Regions from separate parts of the Mus musculus genome. Here region 1 is linked to region 2. Evidence: chromatin loops called from intact Hi-C (ENCODE). Cell type or tissue: heart. All regions are shown on one strand.

What was found. Peaks named below come from ENCODE experiments on the same cell type or tissue, not always from the same donor. Only the 100,000 strongest peaks of a DNase experiment are listed, where the experiment ranks them.
Region 1: a loop joins it to region 2, with 8 times the contacts of the local background. A loop is called at or near these places in 29 of 42 quality-filtered maps.

The regions. Positions count from the first base shown.
Region 1 is chr3:142,704,733-142,712,732 of GRCm38, reverse strand. Kyat3 (kynurenine aminotransferase 3) reads right to left here. Exons shown (of 14, transcript NM_001293560.1): 2 at 5,942-6,044. The coding sequence starts at 6,043. Among named protein-coding and RNA genes, the nearest start is that of Kyat3, 7.7 kb to the right of the region's middle. In heart, CTCF peaks have their summits at 1,892 and 3,750 (motif pointing right); DNase peaks (open chromatin) are centred at 3,742 and 4,352; H3K27ac peaks cover 224 bases.
Region 2 is chr3:142,635,479-142,643,478 of GRCm38, reverse strand. Gbp2 (guanylate binding protein 2) reads right to left here. Exons shown (of 11, transcript NM_010260.1): 10 at 7,503-7,696; 11 at 5,471-6,096. The coding sequence ends at 5,986. Among named protein-coding and RNA genes, the nearest start is that of Mir6381, 16 kb to the right of the region's middle. In heart, a CTCF peak has its summit at 3,209 (motif pointing left); no DNase peak of the experiment used is centred here; H3K4me3 peaks cover 308 bases.

The sequences.
Region 1 (8,000 bases), 69 kb before region 2:
ACACGCTCCAGGCACAAGCTCAGATCGGTCACAGATAGGCTGACAGATCCAACTTGGCAGGTAGCTTACACATGCAGTTTCACTGCGCATGTTCGGGCAAGGCAGTAAACATGTGGGTTTCACTGGGCTTGGCAATGGGCCAGGGCGCCATCTTGGCCCATGCGACCGCATCCGTTTCCCACAGGAGTGCATGTCCTCACACTTGTACGACAAATGCTTTAACCCCAATCTTCCTAGCCCCAGTACAGTAACTAAAAGCATAAGATTATAAAGGTTTTCCTTTCGCTTATATTTCTTATGCACAGAACCTCAGCTGCTGCTCTGCTCTTTGTCACTGTCATCTTGAGACAAAATTCAGCCTCTACCCAAACACTACCTCCTTTAAGAAATATATATATATAATCAGTTATTTCATGGCTGAGCCATGAAGTCGGGTTATGTAACTGCCCACTAGGGGAAGCAGTAAGTACTTTGGGAAACAACTAAATAAAGGCAGGATCAGACAGGTCGCTGTTATGGGTTGAATTTGGTGTGCCTCAATTACGTAGGTGGAGACCCTAACTCTTAATACTCAGAGTTTGGCTATAGAAATAGGGTCCCTGGGGACTGGAGACATGGCTCAGTAGCTAAGAGCACTGGATATCCTTCTAGAAGATGTGATTTAGTCCCAGCACCCACATGGAAGATTTTGTAACTCCAGTTCCAGAGTTCTGACACCCTCTTCTGGGAAGTATCAATCAATGTATGTGATACATACACATGCATGCAGACAAAACACTCAGATGCATAAAAAATTAAAAAAAAGATGTCGTAAAAAGAAGAAATAGGCTCATTGCATATGCCAGAGTTAAGATGAGGTCACTAGGGTGGGCTCACATCTGCTTTGATGTGTTGGCTCCTCATTTAAGGGGACATCTGGGCACCCAGTGTGGAGGCCTTGACAGAGGCTAAAGTCATGGCTCTCCAAGTCAGGAATGCCAAAACCCCCCATGGAAACCACTGAAAAGCCAGAGAACGTAAGACTCTTCCTTCCTTCAGTAGGAAGGAAGGTCTCTATTAAAGTGATGTCAGCCTTTTGGCCTCCAAAGGCAATGAAGAGAAGAAAACAAAATGAAGCAAAAACAAACTAAACCTCCCATTGCGTAAGCACTTGCTTTGCTCACGCACTGGGGAAATCAGTTGACGGGTGAGAAGTAGGTGAGAAGCCACTGGTCACTCACAGAGGTTAGGTTGGAACGTTGCAGGTCCAGAGCCCAGTTTCAATTTCTCTCAGGTTATTTTCAGCCCCCTTGAGGGACTCAGTGTCTATTCTAATGTATTTATGGCTAATGTACAAAAATCCTTTGAATGGTATAATAGATCACTAGCTTTGCCAACCGAAAGGCTGAGTGTCACAGATAAGAATAGAGACCCCCCCCCAACACATGCGCACGCACGCACCTTGCTTTAACCTCCCTACCTAATGTCTTCACCAACATATTTTAAAACTGGCTTGATTCATGACTATCTTTGTTCATTACCACAAAAGCTCCATCAGACTGTTAACACACTGGAACATGGAATTTGGGTGTTCCCGTGCTCCTGAACAACGGCAACTCATATTTGGCCCCAGAATAAGCAATCTCCCTTCGCTTTGACCAAGGTCATAAGATGCTCTTCGCACACCAGACTCAACGGCAGAGGTAAATAGTGGTTGTGTAAAACTTACTTCCTAGAGAGCAGCTAAAGGTCTGGTGTGAATTTTGAACACAGCCAAGCATGTGGAGTGCATTTGTTCATCAGTGAGATTTCAGGTGTTGCATATTCACGAGCTGTGTCTTATACAAAGCTGCTGAAATCACAAGCTACTTAATCTTTCCTCAGCTTGAAGGGAAGGGTGCCTCTCTAGAGCTTCAACACACGGTGGCGGTGGCGAGCGAGTTTAGCAAAGATAAGGAAAACTGTCAACAAAGCTAGTTCCAAAGATGAAAGGAATTACAACCCGGGCGCCCAATACAGGAAGCTACAGCTGTACACATTTTAAGGACTTAACCCACAGGATTTAATGCTTGTAGGTTGGATGAGACGGGTACAGAAAAAGCCTCACAAACAAGGGGATGAAGCTGAGGGAAACGAGGCTGTCAAATCCAGACAGTAGAAGTCATTAATCAAGTCTTTACCCAGCGCAGCCAAGGTGACTAGAGGGCAAGAAAGGCCTAAAATAGCAAAAGCAGAGCTGTATACAATGTATGATTCTGTATTCTTCTAGAAGAACCCTGAATACTACACACACACACACACACACACACACACACACACACTCACACTATTGTATTTTAATTTTACTTATTTGTGTATATTTTGATGTCCCAGTGCCCACAGCCACAGCACTTAGGACTCCTTCATTCCTTATCACTAATAATACTTCATAATGTCTCTCGTTTCGTTTAAAACACACTGGAAATGCCATACTATCTCCCAACCTATGCCATGGCTTCTTTTGTGAAGTACACAGCTGTCACTCGGGCTTCTGTGCAACCCGGCACTCTCAGGACTTCACTGGGACATTACCAAGGGCCGAGGCTTCCCCTGGCACATCAGATGCCCTCAACAGCCCAAAGCTATCAGACCTCTTATTTGCATGAGTTGCAGACTAAATCTGCATGCAGTCTTTTGGTATAAAGGAGAATGATAAGAAGGTTGGCGCTTCTGTTGGAAGTGCAGAGGGGCGCTCCAGCACACAGGGAAGAGACCTCGAGCCCACAGGTTTTGTTTCATCTCTGTCCCCACCTACTCTACTTTCCTTCCCAAGACACAAAGTAACCTCCCCCACCCCACGCCCAAATTCACTCTCAGGGAGGGACATTAAGCCCCAGGAATCTCCAGGGAAATGAAAACTAAAATCAGGAGACATCATAATGAATCCATTAAGATGTTTGTAGACAGCAAGTGTTGCGGACAGGGATGTGGGCCACTGGCTACTGCTCAGGCCTCATGGGATGTAATGGGGTCCAGGCAGTTTGGGAAATGTTTTGGAAGTGACCTAAAAACTAAACATAATTTAAATATAGTTAAAAGTAAAGCAGACATCTCACTGTGAGGTGTTTACAAGAGAACGGAAAACCTCATCTAATAAATCAAGGCACAGGGACCCTTCACACAGTTTATGCACAGAAATCTAAACCTAGAAACAACACAAAGCTTCTCAAAGGGGGAAAAGAGAAGGAAGCAACGGCCAATCTACAACCTGAAGTAGCACTCAACGGCAAGGAGGGAGAAACCACCGACATGCTACACTTAAAATCATTGTATGTATATAAAAAAAACCCTCCTATAAAATACAAAGGCGAACTAATCCGTAATGACAAAGAACAAATCAAAGGACTGGGTTATAGCTCAGTGGAGGAGTGTTTGCTTTGAGTGTGCAGGCTCTGGGTTCAATTTACAGCTCCACAAGGTAAGCCATGAGCTACAGACAAACACAAGGCCCGCTGCCACGGGGTTACGGGGATGCTGTGTGGTTGCTTGTGGCTGGTTTTTCACGGATCGTTTTCTAGCAAACGATCAATTGAGTTGTCAGTCTTCACTGTAGTTTGTTGCATCTAGACTTGATTTGAAAAGGTTGTCAGGGTGTTCTGAGACCACGCCTCCTTTTTCTCTCTGGAAAGAACGGAAGTTCCTCAAGTAAAGATAAACAAAATGATCTCACAGATAGGAGCTTCCCAGATAGGAGCTCCGTATTCAGGAAACCAGGTGGATTACTATGTTTGGCCACTAGATGGCAGCACCAACACAGACTGCTCCTGCCATGATGGAAAAACTGAATGTAAAATTCAGCCGGACCTCTGAACTAAGATTTAAGGATGAGGCAATTACTCCAGATACAAAGGTCTGAGAATCTAACGGAAACCTCTAAGCAACACATACTCGGTTTCTCTATTTTATACACTATTATTTCTAAGCTGGGTTTCGTGGCTGTCCTGTATTCCCAACAGTACTGGAGGCTGGAGATAAGGAATCATTACAAAGTTGAGGTCAGCCTGGTCTATATAGTGCCTGTCTCAAACTACAAATAAGCAGGCAGGCAGGCAGGCAGGCAGGCAGGCATGGTGATGCATACCTGTAAGCCAAGAACTTGAGAGGCAGAGGCAGGAGGAAGCCAGCCGGAGCTACCTAGCAAGCTCTAGGTCAGACTCCCTTACAGGAAACCCTGTCTGAAAAACCGCACCAAACCAAATCAACCAGCCAAAAAAATGAACATTTTGAATGTGATGTGTTCAGCTTCTCTTGACTGAACTCATGAGTGATCCTGTGTTGGGAGCCATTAAGGCAACACTATTGTCCTGATCTCTGAATTGGGCCTCTCCCCCCGAGAAGAAAAGAGGGTCAAAAGTGGGCCACCGGATGCACCGCTCCAAGAAAGTCAGCGCCGGATGTCCTGACCTCAAGATACCCTGATACCGCCAAGTTCCTGCTTCCCCGCGTAACTGCCTAAGAATGTGCAATTCTATTGCCCCCCCTCCCACTGATAAATACTTCTCCTTTTGCTTGTATTACCCCATCCCTCTCGCTGATAAGTATCTGTACTTCCCCGTTTCCTTGTGCAATTCTACTGCCCCATCCTTCCTGCTGAAAGGCACTTCCCCCTTTGCTTGTGTATTTAAACCTTGGGCCTGGCTAATACATTTTGGGGGTCTTGATACAACTTCAGAACGGATTCCGTGTCGTTACTCGTACAAGACCCTCGTCTCTCTCTACCCCCCATTTGGTTATTAGGAGGAGGTCCCCTCGAGATCCTCGAATAACTGGACCTGCTGGACGGGTCAATCCTGACTCTCCGAGAGATGGTGTGTTAGAGGAAAATCTTACACATACCTCAACAGGAAGCCAGGCACGGGCGGCACACCCTCCCAGGACCGGTCCTAGGAGCGCAGTGGGTGTGAACTGCGCTGGACCTTCCTAAACTGAAGGCAAACAGGTATCTATCAAAGCCTGTTGCTGCACGTTTGGCTGACTTCAGTCTGTGGAGAAAGTAGTTTGCCTTTCCATGCATTGCGTATTTCATACACACCTGTGCCCACTGGCTTCTCTGAACTCATGGCAGCTGGAGACACAGCTAAGCCCTGGAGGTTTCCCAGATGCTGGGGGTGGGGCGAGGTACAGCTTGGCATGCTGTGCAGTGGTCCACACGTGCAACTCCAGTGTTCACCTTCTGCGTCTCACCTAACACCCACATGACTATCAGACAACACTCCTAACCTGTACCCCTAACCTGAGTGAACCCCTGTCTCTATCAACCTTGAAGCTAACAGTGAGACGGCACCTGAACTCCACAGGTAACCAAAATAATAAATAATAATAAATGGCAGCTCTGTTGGCTTCCCCTTCTTGATGACCTAAGTGATGGCTATTGTTGTTAAGTGTCACCTCTGACATGCAGGATATCAGATATGACTCCTGTGAAAGGGTCACAACCCGTAGGTTGAGAAACACTGAATTAGGTGAACTGGAGGTCATCGACCTGCACTTTTGGACTTTTGGTCACAGCAATAGCCTTTGCTAAACAAAAAGGTTTGCACTTCAGCATGGCAGAGCCAGGCACGGTGAGTAAGGTACCCAACTTTGGGCAAGTGAATACACCTGTCACACATTCTCATTTGGAACACAGAGAAACTCATATTCAAACTCATATTTTGTGACCGTAGACTAAGAACGGCCACCACGATGAGCCACGAGCGACAAGCAGGCAGGTGCTCAAAGAACCAGAGTTCTGGCCAGTGATGAGACTCACTCCCTCAGCCCACATCACAGAATTACACCCCCCACTAAGACTCACTCCCTCAGCCCACATCACAGAACTACACCTCCCACTGAGATACTAAAAGTCCCTGGGAAATTGCATAATTTTTAACCAACGTGAGAAAATACATGCAATATTGGGTCTGTGACAAGCAATACCTACGGCAGAAGTGCAGAGTCCGAGGACTTTCGAAGAAGAGTAAATTGTCTTTATGGGCTTTGATCTGCAGCCAAGGGAGATGAGTCTCCTCTGGGCCAAAAGCATGCTAGAGAAAAGAGACATTGAAAGAGGAGTCAATGAGCGTTCGCTGCACCATTGCAAGATCCCCGTGGGTGGCTGAGAGAACACAAGCGCATATACACCTTAAATGTTGATGAGGGGTTTCAGGTATATATACACGGTATAAAAAATGCTTCAGACTTCTCGCCCTCACTATGCTATGCTGTATTTAGACTTCAAGGTTCAGAGCATTAGACGTTAAACCGTGCTAATAATGAGTGTGGGGCTCCTAGGACATCTTGTGGGGACTCACGTCTCTCCTTTAACCGTGTGAGTTCTAGACACCCTCCTCAGTGTGTCAAGCTTAACAGCAAGCATATTTAGCTACAGAACTTCACATCTTTGGCAACTATACTAGCTTTCTTCCTGGCCTCTTTTCCTTTTGGATTTCCTTTCTATTATTTATTATCCATTTCTGGAATCACCTGAAAGCTCCTCTTCTTCGTCTTATAGAGACCCTCACTCAAACTTTAGGTGGAGAGAGAGTCCAAACTGGAGATCTCCTTGGATCCTACCAGGGACCAACCTCGGCTTGGAGAGGGGTCCTGAGAGAAGGGGTGTCTGGGAGCTGCAAAAACAAACCACTCGCAGTCAATTCGTGAGTGCAAGCTGGTGGCCTATGCTCTGCTGGAGCCAGCTTTCCAGACTGCTTTCTCTCTGTTTTGCTTTCTTTTCTTCTCTGGAGAGCTGCAGAAAGCTAGCTAGCTCTCTCTCTCTCTCTCCTGCTTGAGACACTTCTCTCAACAGTACTCTCTTGCTATTCTAAAAAAATTCTCTGGATAGCTCATTTCTTGCAGTTCATAAGCCCAGTCTTTTATTTTACATATCAATCTAGTCACTTCAGGTTTCCTTTTGATTCCTATGAATCAGTAGCCCATCACCCTAGCTCCTTAATTCGTAGGAGACAGCAAGCACACATTTTCTTTTAATATTGTATAAGGATTCAGAAATCTGACTCTGTTAAACACAGGTGATCAGATAAATGGGTTGGAGTCCATCCTGAAATTACCATTTCTATACTACCCCTGGGCCTAACCCTGCTCAGTCCTAGGCTGACCTTGAACTCAGGAATCTCCCTGCCTCTGTATTTTTCTGACAAGCTGGATCATTAATGCAGCTGCCTTTGTTCCTCTAGATTCTTGAATCACTCATAATTCATATTGCATCCTTATACTTTGCACAGTTGAGAAATTATGTATTTTCCAACTCATGTTTTTAGAGTTATTTCCCACAGCCCTAAGGGCTGTCCTGAAGGTCCCAGTGTTTACCATTTTGTTAATATGTTAACTGCACCTTTGCCTCCTGGTCTTAATACTATCTGATTGTCATGGAGTCATTAAGGTTAACAGGGAGGACATTCCTTAAAGGAGAAGTGTAAAATATGCACATTATTATACAAACAAGCCTTATGACCATGGCAGCCATAGACACTCATAGAGGACCACATCCATTGACCCTGTCCCAGGGGCAGGAAGCGTGCTATTCTGTCCCCAATAAGGCCATGCTGGACCCAGTAGAGTCTCTCCCCAAAGGATCTTGGGGAACCCGAGGAAAGAGGAGGAGGAAGAACTAACTATAGGAGCCGAGGGGTCGAGAACACCAGAAGAACACAGCCCACAGACATCAACTAAGTAGGGCTCATAGAGAACTTACCCCTATGTGCTGATCATAGTGTCCTTGGAAATCCTAGCAGTTGTAAGAGTAAAGTGGGGAGATCATGTTTGTGGCTAGCCTGGGCTAGCAAGACTGTCTCAAAATCTTGAGTGAGCATGCAGCTCAGTAGAGGAGTACTTGCCATGCACAAGGAAAAGTCCTGTGTTTAATCCCAATACCTTAAAAGAAAAGAAAAACCCTAAAGCCACCTCCCCTTGAGTCCCCTTTGAAAATGACCACTGCATTCCCCTGTGGTGCTTCAGTATTCTTAAATAAATAAAGGTATTCT
Region 2 (8,000 bases):
AATTCGTTGAATTTACTCAACATACTTTAAATCTCTTGACTGTGTTTTTAATACCAAACAACAATAATATCCTTTTTATTTAAGAAGAAAAGTGAAAAGTTAATGTCCAAGATGGTGTGGGCCACGTGGAAATCTACAGTCTAACATGTTACATGAAACTAAGACACATGGTTTAAGAAAACCCATTTTTCATTTCATGCCAGTAAGGCAAGTGTGCCTTTTGTAAATTATCAAATATATTATTAAAAATATTATCTTTTTTCACTTTTATGTTTTTATGCCTGATCACATGAAATGTTCTTGTTAGCCTTTATAACTTAGTTTGGACTGAATAACCAAGCTGTCTGATGAACTATTTCCTCACCTTATTTAGGAGGTCTCTCCTGTTCAAATCTAACCTTTACCAACCTTGATGGTATCTACAACTTGTGTACTCCTGTGGAAACAAATACAAAACCTCTTTCCCAATATAACACTTATCCCAGTTTCTATTATGGGGTCAACACATCTTTAAAAAAATATAGAGTGATTTTAATTCAGCAGCTGTTTCTATTATCCAATGTCTCTTCACAGCTCTTGTTCCTTTCTCATTAGCATTTTAAAAATGAACGTTGATAAAGCACTGTGTAATCTCTCTCTGAGAGTCTTTATTACCCGTTTCTGTTTATTAAGCATATATTTTAAAGTGTGACTAGATCTTTCTATAAGTGCTTGTTCTGTAGGCTTGTGTGGTATACATGTAATGTGCTTTATATTATTGTATGCAAAAAGTTTCATTTTATTAGAGCCATATGCTAGAGCATTGTCCATCTTAATTTGTACAGGTATCCCTGTAATAGCCACAACTTCTAATAAACTATAATTACAGAATCAGCCTTTTCAGAACTTCAAGCAATTCCCCATTGAAATTCTGAGTATGTATCTATGTATTTTCCAAACTCTGTAAAGTGAAACACATGTATGTGCCAAATTTCATTCCTCTGGGTACCTTTTGGGTTATTTCCTGCAGGTAATGGAGTTTGGTTATACAAAGAACAAGTAGGAGATTTCCTCATAATTTCCTTGTCTTGTTGCCAAGTCATAGGAATATTTTCTTTAAATCTTTATTATTATCATGATGTTTCTTATAAAATTATGAGGCTTCTAGCACATTTCCTATTATTAATTGATCAATTTCATCACTATCTTGTGCTAGGGGGCCTGATAAATGTTATATATGAGAGATGATTTCTATTTTTGATCATTTGTTGTAGTTGAATGAATAGCAAAGTTAATTCTGAATCATCCACAATACGCTCAGCAGTTTCAACATGGAAAACAGTTCTTTCTGCATATTGCAAGTCAGTAACTACATTGAGAGATTTAGGAAAATCTGATGATACCATAAGAATGGCATCTAGCTCTATATTTTTTTTAACTGAATCATAAGGTCTCTGAGCCACTTTACTTATTTTTCTGATTATAACACGCCTTTCCTGATTTATTTGCATCAGTATTGAATATTAGGCCTCCAGAACTCGCTGTCCTTTTTTTAAATTATATTAGAGAGGATCCAGTTAGTTCTTTTCATAAACTCAAGTCTCTTGAATTATGTGTTTGTGCCAGGTTTCAGCCACACTACAGTTAGAGATGGATTTTTCTAGTAAGAAACACAATCTCCTGGTTCCCGGTGTAAGCAAATATCCTGCAACATTAGCGTGTACCAAGCATATGAGGGATACTTCTTTATGTGTGCAAGTGGGAAAGACACACATTGAAACAATAAGTTACTAGGAAGTTTCCATTCAAAACCATAGCATAATCTCTCCCCTCCTATGGTAATGCCGCAAAAAACAAAACAAAACAAAACAAAACAAAACAAAACAAAAAAAAACCAAACAAACAAAAACAAAAAAAAAACCAAAAAAAAACCCAAAAAAACCAAAAACCTCACAATGATATTACTGAAGATGAAAAGAAATCGAAACACATTCATCACTGAGGAAGGTACAGGCATTTTAAGACAGGTTTTTGGTTCCTCAAAAGATTAAAGGAAATTACTACTAACCTATTAATTCCATTCCTAGGTGTGTACTGAAGAGAAACACATGTGTCTACGCAAACCCTGATGTACAACTGTGTGCAATACTGTCATAATTGTTAAATGATAAACATCAGAGCAAAAAAAATGAACTGATAAGTGGGTAAAATAGTGTGATATTCATATGATGTAATATTGTTAGTCAACGGGATAAAGAATCGATATATGTGAGTATTGCTGAAACTCAAAAGTTGTGCTAAGATTAAAGATAGAAGAAGAGTCTATGTTTTACCTTTTTATTTATATAAAATATGGTGATCAGATACATTTATAGAGTTAGGAAGCATACTAGAATTTCCCAAAGAGTGGGGAGAGAGAGTAGACAGAGACTCCTAATGGCTTGGTGATTCAGTCGTGGTGCTATTTCTGGAATAAGCACTCTAATATCAGTGAAAGTGGAAGAGAGGATCAGCCCAAGCAGTGTGTTTGCACAGCTGGGGTACGGCTCTCATCTCATCCCTTCATCTGAGGAAATAAAAGCATCATAATAAAAATAATAAAAATAATAAAAGCATCATTTACTTTTACATAAAAGCATTACTTTAAGTAAATCTACTTGTTGGTCTTCCCCACGTTACTCTACTCTAGCTCTGTTTAGAATATTGGAAAAAATAAAACTAAAGAGCTGCGACATCAAATAACACTTCGTGCCAAGTGATCAATTTTATCCTTGAGATGATTTTAATGATACTTTTTATGTTGTGTCTGTGATAACATGGTGAATTTGACAAACCTAACACGAGGGGGCTGATTGGAGTGGCCCCCAAGGATCCCCGTGAGCACACCATTTGCCTAACTTGACTACTTAGTCGTGTAGAGCTTCTCTAAGATGGTCCCCTTCTCTATTTACATGTTCAAAGGACTGGCCTCCTTGTGTTCAGTTCTGGGAAACTACAAAGGAGAAAAAGTACTGTTGCACTGGGATGGGCCTGTCACGTTTTCACTGAATCATAGCCACTTCCTATGACTACCTGGGAAATGGAAGAGTAACTGTTTAATGCTGCTCATCACATTCTCTCGGGAGTGTGCAGGTCAGGGTGCTGCTGAACGCAATGAAAGGACCGCTTTATAACCGGTATGCTCTAAGAACAACGTGGTCAGATTTACCACAGCAAAGGCGCCCCCTGCTGGTACCAATGTTCCGGATTAGCTACTTTTCTCTTTGCTGCAACCAAATACTTAACAAAAGCAACTTAAGGAATGGACAGTTTGCTTTGGCTCGTGGTTAGCGGGTACCGTCCACCACGGAAGAGATCTGATGGTGGCAGGAGCTTGAGGTGGGTGGCACCTTACGATTGCCATCAGAAAGCAGGGACAGATGCATGCAGTGATCTGCTCACTCTCCTTGAATTCATTCTGGGACCCCAGCCTATGTACTGCCGCTGCCCACATTCAGTGTGGATCATCTCAACTCAGTCAGCCTTGAAATGCTTTCACAGATGTGCCCGGAGATTTGATTGTTAGGTGATTCTAGACCTTGCCACGTTGACAAACAGTATTAACCATTACACCCAGTCAAAGACAAAGTTGAGAATATTTGCAAAAATCGTGGATCATCTTGATCAGTAACTGAAAGACTTCTGTCAAATCACTGCTCACTGGAACGTGTGTGTGTGTGTGTGTGTGTGTGTGTGTGTGTGTGTTCCCTATCCAAACATGTGAAGTACCATGCTTATGGTTAACCATCTCTCAGCCCCAGGGCAACAGCCTATAATGAGAAGATACCTGGAGCTTCCTTCCACAATGAACGTTTCCTGTTCCTCTACTTGTCTCTGAGTCTCTGTGAAATCACAATGGTGGCCGGTCCTCCACTATCCGAGACTCTGATGGAGCCAGCACTCCTTGTCTTCTCTACATACTCTTCAGTTATTTGCAGTTTTCTCAAAGGTCCACTAAGGCATTCTGAAGTCTATCATTGTACATCCTGACCTGTCCCCACCCCACAGATGCCTACATGCCTTGCTTCTCAGTTTGTCCAGTCTGAGATGTTGTGTAAAGAGATCATCATCTTAACTATGAAACCCCTTGTCTAGTTACTCTCCATCCTGGGAGGTTCCAAGGACCAATCTGAGCTTCAGTGTTTAATGCATTCCGTAGTTTAGACCAAAACTACCTGGACTGAATACATGGCTCACAGTACCTTCATTCTACTTCATCACTACCAGCAATACATTTTGTAAAGATTCCAGGAGCCTCCTCCATTCCTCCCTACTCTGCTTTGAAAGGAACTTCAGCAAGTTGCAGCTGAGCCCACTGTCTTCCCTGCTTCAGTAGAATGACTAGTGGGCAGTTTAGATTGCCTCTGCCTATAGTTCTTCAAAATTCTCTGGTACTGTACCTCCAACTTTAAAGGTGTGATTATTCCTTATATAAAAGCATACAAGTAAGACAGGGTGGAACCTTTGGTAGCAATCCCAACAAATTCATCATGGACATATTAGAGCGATGCAAACTGACAAGAGGGAATTCCATGAAGAAAATTATGACAGTGTCCCCTTCTGTCTCCTTGTGCTTCAGATGGAACCATGTGAGGTTGCTCCTGCTCACACCCCTTGCAAGCTAAGCAAAGCTGGGGGCTACTCAGGTCCCTTCCAAAGCTGTTAAATGCATCCCACACTGCACGGACTGGTACCGATGCTCTGTACCATCTAACATCAGAGACTGGGTGTTGTGGGTTTCGGTGAAACAGAAGAGATGGGTATATTTGAAGCCATACTCCCTCCACAGCATGGCTAAGCTTGTGCACATAAGGTGTCTTTTGAGTTCCCTGGGGTTTCTACTCAAAACCTGTGTGTTCCCAAGAGAAATGCTTGAGGTACATCACCAGCCCTGTAATACTGGTCAACTCATGAACCCTTATTAACTGAGTTTCTGTTTCCAAGATGTGTTTTCCAGTTCTAAGTTGTCAACTCTCCTGTTGTGCTATTCATTCAAGAGCATCTTGAGGCCTGCATCTGATCTCACACAGAAACACACAGGATTCCTGATTCCTTAGCTGTAGATGCTGAGACATTTCTATGAGCACACATAGTGCCAACATCTTGAATTCAAACCTGTGTCAAGGGAACATTATGTGTATAGTTGTTATTTGGTGAGTTAATGTTTAATCAAAATGCATTGCCATAGCCCCGGGTTTGATATGAGCACCAGCCAAAAATGTACATACAAAAGGTATTTTTGTTTCTGTGTTTTCATGACGAGAATCATGACTTCAACATTATCCTTGGTTGATGCCATTATTCTTATGAAATAGAATAGACACTTTAATATCCCAGAGTTAGGGACCCTGGATACTACCAAATGGCATAAAAATTAGTAACTTTTTAGTTTGTTAGAACATTCTTTTGTTTCCTTAGTGAACCACAAATGATAATACACATTCAGAAACAATTACAGTGGGCTAATCATTTTTATTAACTTGTGCTCTTGCAAGACATTTGTCTTGAGTAATTTCAAGACATGTTGTCACAGTGGGGAGATAAAAGGGAAACCTGGGATGAGATTTAGGTTTGGAATAACAGTAGAAAAAGTCCTCAGAGAAATGAAAGGGAATTCATTTTGCAAGTTAGTTAAAAGTTGCCTGTTCTGTGATTACAGAAGCTATCTGTAGGAAAGAGGAACACTTAAGATTATACAGGAGAAACGTATGGCTGGGCATGATGAAGGCCGAGAGTACCTATAACACAGGTGACTGAACCTCTGCTCATACATGCATTCTGCACACAGAGGGACTTCCTCTGACAGTGCCCAGTGGTCAGACAGTGACCCCAAAATGGAGTCGCATATGATTGATTTTGAGCTGAGGTGAATTGAGTTTCATAGCAGTTGTTTCAAAGCCTGAAGATGCTCAGTCAACATAGTGTGTGATGGAGAGAGCTTGGCAGAGAGGTTTGGGCCTTGGGCCTTCAGAGTATAGTGCACTTCCCAGACGATTTGTTTTGCTTCAGGGTATCAATCTCTCGAATAAGTTTTTTGCTCTCATTCTCGAATCCTTCCTTAAGAAATTTTTCCTGTTCCTAAAACAGAAATGGAGGCTGAACTCAGATCATGTTCCATATTCCCCAGTGTCTCACACACTTTCCATTAGTAGTTACACTAAACCCTTGAGGATTTTGGTGTTTTTCTTGAAGCCTTTTCCACCTTTAACATCCTCTCCCTCTGTCTTTCTCTGGCGTCTGTCCGCCCCACCCCCCCTTGTCTCCCACCAAAGCTTATAATTGGTTTCCTTTGCTCTCTCCAGCTTTAGAAATGTAGCCTGACAGTTCTAAAACACCAAAAGCCTACAACCCTCAGGTCAAGTTCTTATGTCATTTGACTCATGTAAAACATAGTTTTCTATAAAATCAGCACCAGCTTGTCTGTTCTTTTTTGCCTCATCTCTGAGCTGTGTGGTGCAGATTCTCAGACACATAAAAGAAGGTGATAAAGATGGGCTCAAACAAAATGAAAGGTTACTACCTGAATCAGATTCAGGGTAGGTGTTCAGTCAAGGGATTTAGTACATGCCCAACATGTTCGTGACAGAAATGGGTGACAGAAATATAATGAAGCGACTGGGGTCTGCAGTCCTCACAGGAAATTCTGGACCATCATGGAGACTCAGCATGGATGTAGAGAAATGCAAAGTGCTGCAATTCTGGTTCTTAACTCATGAACTTGTTAGATGGTTAGGGGTGCTTCTAGAGACAAGGTCATTCTAGGTGTGGCAGAAATGAAATCTCTCTAGGTTCCATTCAGTAGAGAAAACAAGCTGTACATTGTATTACTTACCTCACATCTCCTGAAATTACAATGTCCCCATCTAGCATTCACACACACACACACACACACACACACACCAATAACAGTCTAGAATTATTAAATGGAAATAAGTAGAAGATACTTAGGCAATTCCTAGCCACTGTCTGTGGACAGCCTAGTAAAGGGTTTCATCCACGCATTAACAGCTCTTACTCACTGGACAGGGCTGGAGTTAAGCACTGATGGGATGAAAGTCTATCAGAGTATCTGAACCATTTACTGTACTGCAGGCGTCTTCATTGTGCAGGAGTCTTACTTCATAACCCAGGCTGACTATGAACTAGTCATCTTCCTGCCTCAGCCTGATGATCAACTTGCATTTTGGTTATCTCTCTTGATTATTAGATTTATTCATGATATTTTAAGTGATGAATGTTTTGCTTTAAGTGTATGTAAGTGTACTACATATATGCAGTGTCCACAGAGGCCAGAGGAGGAGGTCGGATTCCTTGGAGCTAGAGTTATGGACTGTTGTAAACCACTGTGTGGATACTGAGAACAAGACCTGGGTCCTCTGCAAGAGAGATAAATGCTCTTAACTACTAAGATGTTTTCCCAACTCTCTGATACACTTATTTTTCATTGGGGCACAGGAATGTACTGAGATGATATGGTATGTTACCCGAAGTTTAGCAGCTATGATGTTTTCCTGTTCTGCTAATAACTGTTTCTGTTCGTCTTTCATCTTCTCAGTCAGCTTCTTCACATGCTCCTGGTAACTCTTTTCCTTCTGCTGCATCATCAGCTCGAACTCCTTCTGCTTCTTTTCTAACTCTCTGTTTGCAGCTTCAGCAGCTTCAGCCTTCGTACGTTCCTCTGAGGGGAAGCAAGGATTATGAAGATTAAATTTTATGAGTTTCTTTTGGTTTTTATCCCCTTTAAAAAACTTCTCTTATCGGCTGTGTGTCCCCATGTGGGGGAATGCCAGGGCCAGAAAGCAGGAGTGGGTGGGTTGGTGAGCAGGGGGAGGGGAAAAGGGGAAGATGTTTTTCAGAGGGGGTACCAGGAAAGGGAATAGCATCTGAAATGTAAATAAAGAAAATATCCAATAAAAAAAAGAAAAAAATTCTCTTATCTTCAGTAAAATGTTTGTGACAACTTTTTTTTAAAACGGAATAAC